2 separate regions of the Homo sapiens genome follow, and region 2 is linked to region 1. The links are chromatin loops, found by intact Hi-C in ENCODE. Cell type or tissue: CD4-positive, alpha-beta T cell. All regions are shown on one strand. Links, peaks and the distances in the headings refer to the core of each region. The heading gives the core; the rest is flanking DNA.

Region 1 (8,003 bases), core at 2,726-7,725:
TCTGATATACTTCACCTTCTGATTTACCTGTAATGTGCTCTGATTCTGACATTAGCTGACAGTGTTGTTTTGATAGCCAACACTTAATTGCTAAATGTCTTGTTGGGGAAGTGCCCTCAGTTTGAGAACTACTGAAATAGATTCACTGACTTTGCTAGGTTCTTCATTTTTTTCTAGTCAGAGCACCTGATAAAATAGGTTTTTTGGTTTTTTTTCTGATTTTTCTTTTTTTTTAAATTTTCGTTTATTTTTCACATTTTTCCATGACTCCATATATAATTTTTCTTTTTTTTAAAGACAGTCTTGCTCTGCTGCCCAGGCTGGAGTGCAGTGGCTTGATCACAGCTCATTGTAGCCTGAATCCTGGGCTCACGGGATCCTCCTGCCTAAGCCTCTTGAGTAGCTAAGACACAGATATGTGTCATCATGCCTGGGTTAATTTTTTTAGTTTTGTAGAGCCAAACTCTCATTTATGTTGCCCAGGCTGGTCTTGAACTCCTGGCCTCAAGTGATTCTCCCACAGTAGTCTCCCAAAGCACTGGTATTCCAGGCGTGCACTACCACGTCTGGCTAATTTTTTGTATTTTTGTAGAGATGGGATTTCGCCATGTTGGCCAGGCTGGTCTCAAACTCCTGACCTCAAGTAATCTGCCCGCCTCAGCCTCCCAAAGTGCTAGGATTACAGGCATGAGCCACCTCGCCCAGCTCATTTTATTTTTATTTATTTATTTATTTTGAGATGGAGTCTCACTCTGTCACCAGGCTGGAGTGCAGTGGCATGATCTCGGCTCACTGCATCCTCTGACTCCCTGGTTCAAGCGATTCTCCTGCCTCAGCGTCCCGAGTAGCTGGGATTACAGGCATGTACCATCACGCCCAGCTAATTTTTGTATTTTTAGTAGAGATGGGGTTTCACCATGTTGGCCCAGATGGTCTCGATCTCCTGACCTTGTGATCCACCTGCTTTGACCTCCCAAAGGCTGGGATTACAGGCATCAGCCACCACCATGCCTGGCCCATAATGAGATGTTTTTGTGCAAGAAAGAAATGGCATATCTTTTCAATCCACAGATACCAACTTTAGTTTCCCTACTCTATTTTGCTTCTTATATATTGCAACGGACAGAATATTTGTGTCCCCTGAAAATCAGTATGTTGAAATCCTAAACCCTAATGTGATGGTATGAGGAGATAAGGCCTTTGGGAGTCAGTAGATAACGAGGGTAGGGTCCTCATGAATGAAATTAGCGTTCTTATAAAAGACACCCCAGAAAGCTCTCTAGCCTTTTTTCCCCCTTCACAAGAGAGTACAGGAAGAAGTCACCGGTCTGCAACCCGAAGAGGGCCTTTGCCAGAACCTAAACCATGCTGACGCCCTGGCCTCAGACTTCCAGCCTCCAGTACTGTGAGAAATAAATGTTGTTTAAGCCACCCAGACTATGGTACTTTGTTACAGCAGCCTAAACTGACTGTTACAGCAGACCTATAACCCTATCTCATTATTTTTATTTTTGGCCTAGAAGTACTTCAACCAAAACAGCTATAGCTTCCTCTGTCCTGTCTGAGAATGGTCCAAGTTAAGTGATACACTTCTCTCATTTCTCCATGAGTAAGAGATTCTTGGGACCCATTGTTCAATGTCACCTCATAGAAGAACTGTACAGATTTCTCAGACTATCAAACTGTAACTCCTAGATTTAGCAGCCTTGTCACCTACTTTTTCACTATGTTCTCAAAAGGTAGCAACTCACCTGCAGGCAACTGCTGATTCTGCTCCTGATTGATTTGAGGCTTCACAGACTCTACGTAGATTATTCACTGGGGTCTTAACATCACAGACAGAATACTCATAATTTTCCATAAATATTCTCCACACTAAATTGAGCTTGATGGAAATAGGGGTGCAACCCATACTTTATCTTCCCAGGTCAATTTTTTCTTGAAATGAGTATCCTGACTGGGCAAGGTGGCTCAGGCCTATAATCCCAGCACTTTGGGAGGCTGAGGCAGGAGGATCACTCGCCTACAGGAGTTTGAGATCAGCCTGGGTAACATGGCAAAACCCCTTTCTACAAAAAAAAAAAAAAAATATATATATATATATATATATATACACACACACATATATTTACATTTATATGTATATATTTACATATATATGTATTACATATATGTATATATTTATAATGTATAATATATATTATATATATATATATTTATTTACAAAAAACTAGCTAGGCATGGTGGCATGCATCTACAGTTCCAGCTGCTCAGATGGCTGAGTCAGGGAGGATCCTTTCAGCCTGGGAGAGACACAGTGAGATACTTTTTCCAAAAAAAAAAAAAAAAAAAGATCCTTTCTCTCTCACCCTGTTTTAGCATCATACACAATCACACTTTTGTCAGAGTTAGATTGGTAATTTTTTTTGAGACAGTGTCTCACTCTGTCACCCAGGCTGGAGTGTACAGTCTGCATGATGGCATCATCACAGCTCATGCAGCCTCAACCTCTCAGGCTCAAGTGATCCTTTCACCTCAGCCTCCCGAGTAGTTGGGACTACAGGCGCATGCCACCATGCCCAGCTAATTATTGTATTTTTGGTAGAGACCAGGTTTTGCCATGTTGCCCAGGCTGGTCTTGAACTTCTGGGCTCAAGTGATCCTCCCACCTTTGCCTCCCAAAATGCTGGGATTACAGGCCTATGGTAAAATTGATTTTGTTATATGTCCTTGTAGGTTTTTTTTATTGTTGTTTGTTTGTTTTGAGAACGAGTCCCGTTCTGTTGCCCAGGCTGGACTGCAGTAGCGTGATCTCCGCTCACTGCAGCCTCTGCCTCCCGGGTTCCAGCCATTCTCCCCGCTTAGCCTCCCGAGTAGCTGGGATTACAAGTGCCCACCACCACGCCAGGTTAATTTTTGTATCTTCAGTAGAGAGGGGTTTCACCATGTGGCCAGGCTGGTCTCGAACTCCTGACCTCAAGTGATCTGCCTGCCTCGGCCTCCCAAAGTGCTGGGATTAAAGGCATGAACCACCATGCCTGGCCTATCCTTGTGTTTAAAGTCGCAGTTTCCAAGATCCTCTCCATGACCATGTTAAGTGAGGATTTACTGTATTTGCATATACTGTATTTGTAAACTTCCCGTTACTTTCATCTCTAGATTGCTTATAATACCTTATACGATGTAAACTTTAAATCATCTCTACATTGCTTATAATGCCTTATACAATGTAAATGCTATGTAAATATACTGCATTGCGTTTTATTTTGTATTATTTTTATTGTTGTTGTTGTTTTTTAATGTTTTCCACCCAGGGCTGGTTGAAACTGAGGATGGGGAACCCAGGATACAGAGGGCCCACTGCACATCATATATCATACATAGTACATTATATATGTATTATATATGTATATAAAATGGCTTGATATTATTCATTTATGTAATGAATAAAAACTTAGGTCTGAAAATCATCCAAAATAATTCTGGTACATCTAAACATTGAGTTGTTGCGTTTTTCTTTATTGGAGGGGGAGTTAGAATAAGTGGTGCTTTGAGGTTAGCCATAGTCCATCGTGGATGAACATTTGCTAAAGAAAATTGTTATTAATTCAATAAATCATTTATCTACCTCTTGGTGGCACAAAGGGCCTAGTAAATTTTGGTGGGCTATTTGCTCTTAAGCAAAGAACAATCTGTAAAGCTGATTTGGAGGACGCTTGGGAACAAACGAGAGGCAACCACGTGAAAGGCAACGTGCATGTGACTTTCACAGAAAATACTATTTGATGATGATTTAGTACGTGAAGTGCAGCTAGGGTAAAAGGAAAATCTGAGTGTTGCAGATCAAGGGCACCAGGTGGGACGCAGTTGGCATGCAAGCTCAGCCAGCCAAAACATGCGCTGTCAAACCAATCACTTGGGATTACAATGTTTTGGTTTTCAGGAAAGGTTGCTTGTTGAAGCAGCCAAATTCCAGCCTGGAGAGACAGAGTTGAAATTTTAAGGAGACTTTCCCAAGAAGTATTTCGATATCTTTTCCGACACCCTGAGAAGATCACGAGGCGCCAAGAATGCACGCCCTGCGCCTCACCCCAACCCCTCTCTCAGCTACCTGGCCCCAAAACCAGGCCTCTAAAATGGATTAGAGAGGTCTGGGGCCTAAAATTGGCCTCGGAAGCGTTCTTTTTCCCTCTTTTCTCCACCCCTTCCAGAGTTCAAAACTGGGTGTGCCCTCCCTTTTCCGAACGCAGCCCCCATCCGAAGGGCGGATCCTGATTCCCGCGGGCTCAGGCCCCCGCAGGTTGGCGGGAGCCGGTGGGGGCGGGCCGGCCGAGTCCGGGGGAAGCAAAGAGAACGCTGCCGCGCGCCCCGATCAAACTCGCGCCGCCACCAGCTCACGAGCTGCGCCCCACCCTCTCCGTCACCGAAGAGGCCCAGCCAATGAGCGGGCGAGAAAGGCCGGGCCTGCGAACTAGGCACCGGGAGGGAGAGGGCCGCAGGGGGAAGGGAAGTCGAGAGCTCGAGGGCGGGCTGCTCTTGATTGACAGCTCGTTCGAACGAATCCTCCACGCGGCTTTCCTTCGCTCTCTTTTCTACTCATCCCTGCTCTTCGTCCCACCTCCTCCTCCTCCACCCCTCTCCTCTTGCCTTTCGACCCTCCCCACTTCCCCTCCCCCACTCTGCGGGCAAATCGCTGCTGAAAAGAGGTAGGGGCCGAAGCGGCGGGCTCGTGTGGAGCCGTGAGGCGGGATTGACTGGCGCTCGGGCCAATGAGAGATAGGCTCATGGCGCGGCTGTAGCTGGAACTGACCAATAGGAGGGCGGGCTGGGGGCGGAGGCCCAGGTTCCAAACGCTCCGCGGCGCCATGGGCTGAAAACTCAACCGAGATGGAATCTCCCAGTCTGAACCGGTTTCAACCGGTTCCGAGTTTGAGGCACTAGGAGGAGGGGGAGAAGCGGCTGCAGCGGCCGCGGCAGGAGCAGCGGGAGCTACAGCATCAGCAAGAGCAACAGTAGCTACAGCCCCGGCGGCGGTGCCTGTTCCAGTCTTTGCTGCTGCAGTCCGTGCAACCACCCAGAGGGGGAGGGGGGAACCACCAGTCGCTGAGGAACAAGAGAAGGGGGGAAAGTTTAGGCGAGCCTTGGGGGGGGGGGGGCCAGCGCCGGAGCCGCGTGAGAGAGGGAGCCGTGTTTTGGTAGGGGGGAGTCGGACTGCAACTGGCAGCAGAGCGTCTCCCCGGCCGTGTGGACTCTACACCCCCTACTCCTGCCGCTTCTGCTGCTGCCTGTGGCTGGAGGGTCCCCCTGGGGCTGAATCTTTGGGACTTGACCCCGTTCCCTCCCCCTTCCCTCACTCCCCAGCCGGGCGGGAGCATTTATTCCCCAGATTAATTCCCCTTTTGGGGGGGGGCGGGTGTGTGTGTGTGTGTGTGTGTGTGTGTGTGTTGGGGGAAGCGTCCCTGAAATAGTAAATATTATTGAGCTCTTTTTGCCCTTTTCCTGTCCGTTTTTTTAATTTCCTTTTTTGAGGTGGGAAAACTGAAACCCACCTTGATTCGTCCCCTCTCCCCCCTCCCCACCTTCCCTCGCCCTAATCCCCCAACGAGGAAGGAAGGAGCAGTTGGTTCAATCTCTGGGTAAGTCGACTGTGTCTTCGGGGCCGAGGGTCGGGCGGCGGCGCGGCCGGGCGGGCGGGAGGAGGCCGGCGTGGGGCGCGGCGGCGGCGGCCGCGGGAAGCGAGCCCGGGAGGCGGCGGGCGGGCCGGGGGCGCGGCGGGCCCACAGCGGAGCCTGCGATTGAATGGAGCCGCTTTTGCCGCTGGGGGATGGAGGCGGGGAGGCGGCCTCGGGAGGGGAGCGCTTGCTGGGTCATTCGCGTGTGCGGGTGGCGGTGGAGGAAGGCGAGGAGTGTGATAGTGAAGCGGGGCCCCGCGCGGGGTGGGAGGGGTTCCCCAGCCCCTGGGGCTGGGGAGAAGTTGGGGTGATTTCAGGAACATCTCTGTAAATTATTAGGAGTGGAAGTTTCCAGAAATATTTAGTGCAGCAGCATTGAAACGTCCGCCTGCATCACGTGGCCCCCTCGGTGGAGAGCTTGGGATGGGGGAGGGAGGGGCTGCCGACTCCCTGTTCCTCCAGCAAGGAAACTCGAAAGCTCTCCGGTTTTGCAGAGTGGCATGTGAAGTAGGAAAGATCAGTTTTTCAGGGGCCTGCACATGGGATTCCGTCTTGTAGTTCCTTTTCAGGGGTTTGAATGTGATAAGTTGGTTAAACCATTTACTGTTGGCCTTGTACAGTGGAGGATGCCCTGATTCTCCTTCATTCCGATGTCTGTGAGTTTGGGTTGGGTGGGAGGAAGTGGTGTAGTAGAGGAAGCATTCAGTACTGGCTCAGCCCGGACCTCCTCTGATCACGCCGAGGCCATGCTGCATAGAGAAAGGGGCGGTGAACTTAAGGCGCCTGGTCTAAATGCCTCCTCCGAGTAAGGGCGGGGTGAGTGCGTGCTCCTGTGTGCTATAGTTAGAAGGGCTGCAAATCGGTTCGGGTGGGAAGCGAGGGGAGGGCGGGCCCTAATGAGGTGTGTTTTTCCTGAATGAAGCGGGCGATTGCCCACACAACCTAAGGAGCAGTCTTTCGCCTTGTAGCGACTTGTTTTTCACCTAGTGTGAAGTTATTAAGCAACGGTTATGATTTTCTGGGTTTTGTTTAGGAATTGGCATTGGGTGTCACTTGTAGAGTCACATTATCCATTAAGCTGGATAATCCCTAGTGTATGTTATCCAGTGAGTGGATTTTAGGATTGAAGAGCCCAATGGGAATGAGCGTTCGTGGTTACACCTCTCGCACTATGGCTTGTTTGCTGTCTGATTGTATATCTTAAGTGTGGGACACTGCTGTTAGTGGAAAGAATGTTTTGGAAGCGGTTTGATTTGGGGGACTAAATGTGCTTGGCATTGACCACAAAGCCGCCATTTCTGTACTATGTACAGTTCAGGAATAGGTAGGTGATTTCGAAGATAGCCGCTAGTTCTAAGGATGGCAAACTACTGTATTTAAATCCTTCTATTCTAAATCTCGTTTTTCACATCAGTCTAGTTCGGAGAATTTTATAAGAACAGTGTATTTGAAAATGAAACTTGTAAGAGTCATTTTCTTAATCCTTTTTTGTTTTAGCATTCAACTATGGTAGTAAATAGGTGAAAAGTTTGTTCAATATTTAACCGAAATATTTGAAAACTTTTGATACATGGATCTTGGTGCTTTGTGGACATTGCTTTTAAGCCTCAAATAATTAAGATTGTTCTGATCTTTTAAATTTTATGGTACTTGAAGGTGGAGGAGAGTTTACACATTCATTTGTGGAATATATATTTCCTCTCAGTATTTAGATCTTAAGGTTTTTTTGTGGTGTGTAACAAGTATTCTGCTGTTTAAAAACGTTTGTTTAATGCCTACTACGAAACGTTTTGAAGTCTCATCAGTTTTGTCAATAATGGACCAATTCTTGAACTCCTAATTTCTTGAGTTTTACATTATTTTTACATCATATCAATCATAGGTGACTCATCTTTTGGAGTTCTAATCTGTTGTAACAGACGTTATATTTAAATAAGACAATTGCATTAAAATAGAATTTGCTGCCATTATTGTTATGGACATTTTTAAGCTGTTATAAAATAGCCAGGAATTAATGACTTTTTTTCCGCCCTGCCAAGCTAGTTTGTCTAAATATAATGTAAAGAAATTAGCTACTCATTTTCTGGTCCACGAAAGTTCCTAAAATGGGAAGAAGTGGAGATCTGACCTTGTTAGTTCTAAATACACTAAACTGGGAGTGCCATGGATGGCTTTCAGGATGTCCTGAATCCTCTATAATTGTATACAAAATCGTGAGTTTTTAAAAACTGGGTTAGAGCTATTGGTTCCTCAGAGTCTCAGGCATCTTAGACCCCCAAAAAGGTTAAGGACTACTGACTTAACCAATTAGGTTTGAGTGGCATTGGCTTT
Region 2 (5,000 bases), core at 1-5,000, 470 kb after region 1:
ACCTTAAGAGACATTTAATGTATCCTTTGGAATTCACTCCAAACTGCAGGTCCACAACTCATTTAAACATTTAAGTATAGATGGGGATGTGCAAAGATGGATGGGGATCATGTCCTGCTGGATTAATCAATTTAGTTTTGAATCCTTGAAAGACTTGCTTTCTCTCTAGAGAACAAAGCACTGATCTCTACTTGTTTGCCTAGTACTTGCATCACTTTTCATACCACACAATTTGGGAAGCATGTTAGAGCACATAGTGCGTTGTTGTTGTTGTTGTTGTTAAGACGGAGTGGCGCTCCCTCTCTCATCAGGCCAGAGTGCAGTGGCGCGATCTCGGCTCACTGCAACCTCCGCCTCCCGGGTTCAAGCGATTCTCCTGCCTCAGCCTCCCGAGTAGCTGGGACTACAGGCACGCACCACCACGCCCAGCTAATTTTTGTATTTTTAGTAGAGACAGGGTTTCACCATGTTGGCCAGGATAGTCTCGATCTCCTGACCTCGTGATCCGCCCGTCTCGGCCTCCCAAAGTGCTGGGATTACAGGCGTGAGCCACTGCACCCGGCCAGGGCGTTTTATTATAATTTGTTTGGGCCTTGGTAGAAAGCAATCTAAAATGGAATTCAGGGCAAGGATCTTCCCTGAGAGCTCATTTCTCTTCACTTCCAAAAAGATTCATTTAAAAGTTCAAAAATATTACCCACGTCAAACACTTAAAAGCTTACATTTCAAATGTGATACTAATTTATGCTATACATGTTTAAGAGTACTTTAAATCATCCAAATGAGAAAAAAGTTTTTCTGTTGACTTTCTCTTTATACAACTGTACTAGGCAAGGGAAGACCCCCCAGCATTAATTCTAGTTAAATGAATGTCCAAGAAATCAGAGTCTGAATTTAAGTATAAAAGGCATAGCATTGATGGATAATCCTTAATAAAACATAAATTATCTCGAAATAGCTGTTATAGTGCACCTCATTCAGGAAAGTATAAATTTATCAAAAACGGTGACAAGAAAAAGCTCAAAGTTCAAATTACTATGAAATCCACTCCCATTCATAAAATATCAAAATCTTGACAATATTTAAGGTAAAATACGTTATTTACCAAAAATAAAAATCCAATATGTTTAACAGACTTCATTTTTTAAGAACATACTTCCCCTCCCCTCCCCGACCCCCTTCTCTTGGTTTATGTATTTAATATACATGTATTAATTAAGAAGACTAGTCTAAGTCACTTCCACACCAGATAGAGGTCTACAACAGGAATCTGATATATTTTTTTCTTATTTCAAATAGAAAAAAAAGCTCTTGGAGACAGAGACGTTTTCCCTTAGCCAGTGGAAAGATGGGAAGAGAGGGGGCCCCGTGGGGCAGGCAGGCAGGCAGGTCAAAGGCCTCTGGCCTAACAGAGGGCGGCGGTAACACCGAGTCATCCCGGACCGGGAAGAAGCCTTGTACCCAGGCTTCCTGACTTCTGCACACACAGGAGATCGGAGTCAGCTGGAGGAGAAAGTAAAATCACATCCCAGAACCGGCATGAGGTCAAAGCCAGTCAAACCTTGGGCCCGGAGGCTCACTACGCGGCGCGTCCTCGGGGCACCCCCAGACCTTCGCGCCCCGCTCCCGCCCGTGGAGGCACAGAAACTCCAGGGGCGCAGAGCGGACAAAGGCGCCGGGCAGCGGGAGCGAGGCGGGGCAGAGGCCCGGGGCGCGGCCGGGCGCGCAGAAGCTGGGGTTCCCGCCGCTGTGCGCGGGCGGGACGGTCTGCAGGGACATGGACCGGGCGGGTGACGGGACGCGGGCCAGCTGGCTGCTCGAGGCGCGGCCGGCTGAGGCTGTGCACGGGGGCGTTCGGGGGCGTTTGGGCAAGTGGGACCCCGCCCGGGGTGGGAAGCCGCGGCGGGAGCCGGCTGGCTGTGAGCGGTACCGCCCCATGCCGCACTTCCCGCCCCGCGGTGGGCACCCGAGCCCCCTCGGCGTCTCGCTCACCTCCACAGGGCCGCGGCTGCCCTCGCAGCGCCTCTGTTACCTGCAGTGGTCGGCACCGCCCGCGCTCGCGCCCTGAAGCTGCCGCTACCGAGCCCGCAACCCCGTCCGCAGCGCCTCACACCCCGCCCCCGCCCGCTTGCAGGCGGCTGCGGAGACTAGCGCCGAGGGGTGGGGGAGCCGCCGAGCCGACGCCGCCCGGCCAATCGCGGGCCAGCGCCGCAGCGGCGGAGCCAATGAGCGCCGAGCCCCTGCCGGGCGGGAGGGCACCGGAGGGGCGGCGGCGGCTGACTGTCGCCTTGCCTTGCCTGCTGCTTCTCCTTCCTCCTCTGGCATACACTCCCAGGCTTGTCGCAGTGCAGCGTCCCCACCCTCCCAGCGTCTTGTCTCTTAGCAACCAGATCCTAGGAGCCTGATCTTAGGTGACCAACCCTGAGTCCAGAAGAAAGGGGGATATACAGGAGATAAAAGATTAAAGAATGGATGAAATTGTTCTTGGTGCAGATCATTTGGTACACCGCTTAGGTAGAGCGGAAAGATCGCATGATGAGGGACACCGAAAGTATCTTTTAGACCAAGGTCTTTGGGTAAGGACCTGAAGTGTCTTTACCAGGAGGTAGCTCTTTAAAAATGTAAATAGCTCTGGATTACAAATTCGGTTTTCATACATTAATAGGGTGTGTGTGTGTGTGTGTGTGTGTGTGTGTGTGTGTTATTGTGAGGAACACTACTATTGGGCATCTAGTAAAATGCAAACGGCTCAATATTGTAGGGTAACTGCTACATGTCAACATTTCTATCTAATTTCCACTTGGTCTATTCTGAGAACCAAAATTAAATGTTAGGATTAGAAAGAACAGAAAAAGTAAAGCCTTAACCAAATGAATAATTACTACGAGATCTGATGATTAAGTAGAGATTAAGTGGTTCACTGTACAGAATGTCAGGAGTTTTTACCAATTGTATCATCCTGTGACTTTCTGCAGATCTTTTACGATTTTTGTTCCACAAAGACATTAAAGTGGCTGGGTGCGGTGGCTCACACCTGTAATCCCATAATCCCAGCATTTAGGGAGACCAAGACGAGAGGATTGCTTGAGCACAGCCTGAACAACAAAGTGAAACCCTGTCTCTACCAAAAAAAAAAAAAAGTTGTTTTTTTTTTAAGTTAGCTGGGCGTGGTGGCCCCAATGAGCTATGTTTGCACCACTGCACTCCAAGCTGGGCAACAGAGTGAGACCCTGTCAAAAATAAAAATAAAAATAAAGTTAGGCAAGTGTCGTATCATAAGATGTTAGGTTAAGTCAGGTAAATTCTTTTTTTATTTTTTTGAGATGGAGTCTTGCTCTGTTGCCCAGGCTGGAGTGCAGTGGCACCGTCTGGGCTCACTGCAACCTCCACCTCCCTTCAAGCGATTCTCCTACCACAGCCTCCTGAGTAACTGGGATTTACAGGCGCATGCCACCATGTCCAGCTAATTTTTTGTATTTTTAGTAGAGATGGGGTTTCACCATGTTGGTCTTGAACTCCTGACCTCAGGTGATCTGCCCGCCTCGGCCTCCCAAAGTGCTGGGATTACAGGCGTGAGCCACCATGCCCAGCCAGGTAAATTATTATTATTTTTTTTTTGGAGACAGAGTTTCGGTCTTGTCACCCAGGCTGGAGTGCAATGGCGCGATCTTGGCTCACTGCAACCTCCGCCTCCCTGGTTCAAGTGATTCTCCTGCCTCAGCCTCCCGAGTAGCTGGGATTACAGGCGTGTGCCACCACACCCGGCTAATTTTTGTGTTTTTAGTAGAAATGGGGTTTCACCATGTTAGCCAGGCTGGTCTTGAACTCCTGACCTCAGGTGATCTGCCCACCTCAGCCTCCCAAAGTGCTGGGATTACAGGTGTGAGCCACCACACCCAGCCCCAGCCAGGTAAATTCTTAAACAGAAACTGCTTGCCCTCTACTTCCCCTCTTTCTTCTTTCATATAGGCTGGTACTTAGTTGTGATGGTGGTACTTTACAACCATGAAAACAAGAATAATGCATAAGGGGCTGGGCATAGTTAGCTCACGCTGTAATCCCAGAACTTTGGGAGGCTGAGGCAGGAGGATCACTTGAGGTTAGGAGTTCGAGACCAGACTGGTGAAACCTCATGTCTACTAAAAATACAAATATTAGTCAGGCGTGGTGGCGGGTGCCTGTAATACCAGCTACTCCAAGGCTGATGGGGGAAAATCACTTGAACCTGAGAGGCAGAGGTTGCAGTGAGCCGAGATGGTGCCACTGCACTCCAGCCTGGGCTACAGAGCGAGATTCCATCTCAAAAACGACAAACAAAGAATAACACATAAGGGACTGTAGAACACAATATAGCAGGAACCTGGGCCCTGAATTACCTTCTGAAGCAGAGTACCTCTGGTCTGTTCCATGAGAGAAAAATGTTTATCTTAACTACTGTATTTTTTAGTCTCTTTGTTACAGTGGCTTAGTGTATTCCCTAGAAGAGAAAGTTGGTTCCTGAAAGTGGTGTGCCACCTACCATAACAAAGATCTAAGATATATATGGCATTGGTTAGCAGGTGGAAACATATTGCAGGCCAGAAGGCTAGTGACTGTTCCCAAATGTATTGGGGAAAAATGTCACCCATATTAACTTGGAAGGCAGATCATCAAGCCCATATATAGCTCTGAGGAAAGCATCTAGAAAAGGCCAGAATGTGAGTTTGTGTTGGCTACCATTCCTTGCTTTTAGCAAGGTTCAACAAAAAGACACTAAGTCAGTTAACCAGTTTGCTAGCCTGGACAACGTGGTGAAACCCTGTTGCTACAGAAAATACAAAAATTAACCAGGTGTGGTGGCGTGTGCCTGTAGTCCAGTTACTCGGGAGGCTGAAGCAGGAGAATCATTTGAGCCTGGGAGGCTGGGGCTGCAGTGAGCTGCAATGAGCTGCAATTATGCCACTGCAATCTAGCCTGAGTGACAGAGCAAGACCCTGTTTCAACAAACAAACACTAGTTTG

Evidence for each region. Peaks named below come from ENCODE experiments on the same cell type or tissue, not always from the same donor. Only the 100,000 strongest peaks of a DNase experiment are listed, where the experiment ranks them.
Region 2: it touches region 1 in a loop (5-fold over the local background); 7 of 110 quality-filtered maps call a loop at or near these places.

Annotation. Positions count from the first base shown.
Region 1 is chr2:61,535,195-61,543,197 of GRCh38, reverse strand. It overlaps XPO1 (exportin 1), which reads left to right and starts at 4,842. Exons shown (of 25, transcript NM_003400.4): 1 at 4,842-5,636. RefSeq lists enhancers at 3,500-4,289, 4,858-5,117, 6,212-6,271, 6,992-7,051 and a silencer at 4,228-4,367. In CD4-positive, alpha-beta T cell, for the core only: no CTCF peak of the experiment used is centred there; DNase peaks (open chromatin) are centred at 3,827, 4,507, 4,757, 6,427 and 2 weaker places; H3K4me3 peaks cover 4,049 bases; H3K27ac peaks cover 3,805 bases.
Region 2 is chr2:61,063,020-61,068,019 of GRCh38, reverse strand. It overlaps SANBR (SANT and BTB domain regulator of CSR), which reads right to left and starts at 2,149. Exons shown (of 22, transcript NM_001129993.3): 1 at 1,993-2,149. RefSeq lists silencers at 1,550-1,609, 1,620-1,969, 2,000-2,369 and enhancers at 1,259-1,758, 1,759-2,260. In CD4-positive, alpha-beta T cell, for the core only: no CTCF peak of the experiment used is centred there; a DNase peak (open chromatin) is centred at 2,179; H3K4me3 peaks cover 1,664 bases; H3K27ac peaks cover 396 bases.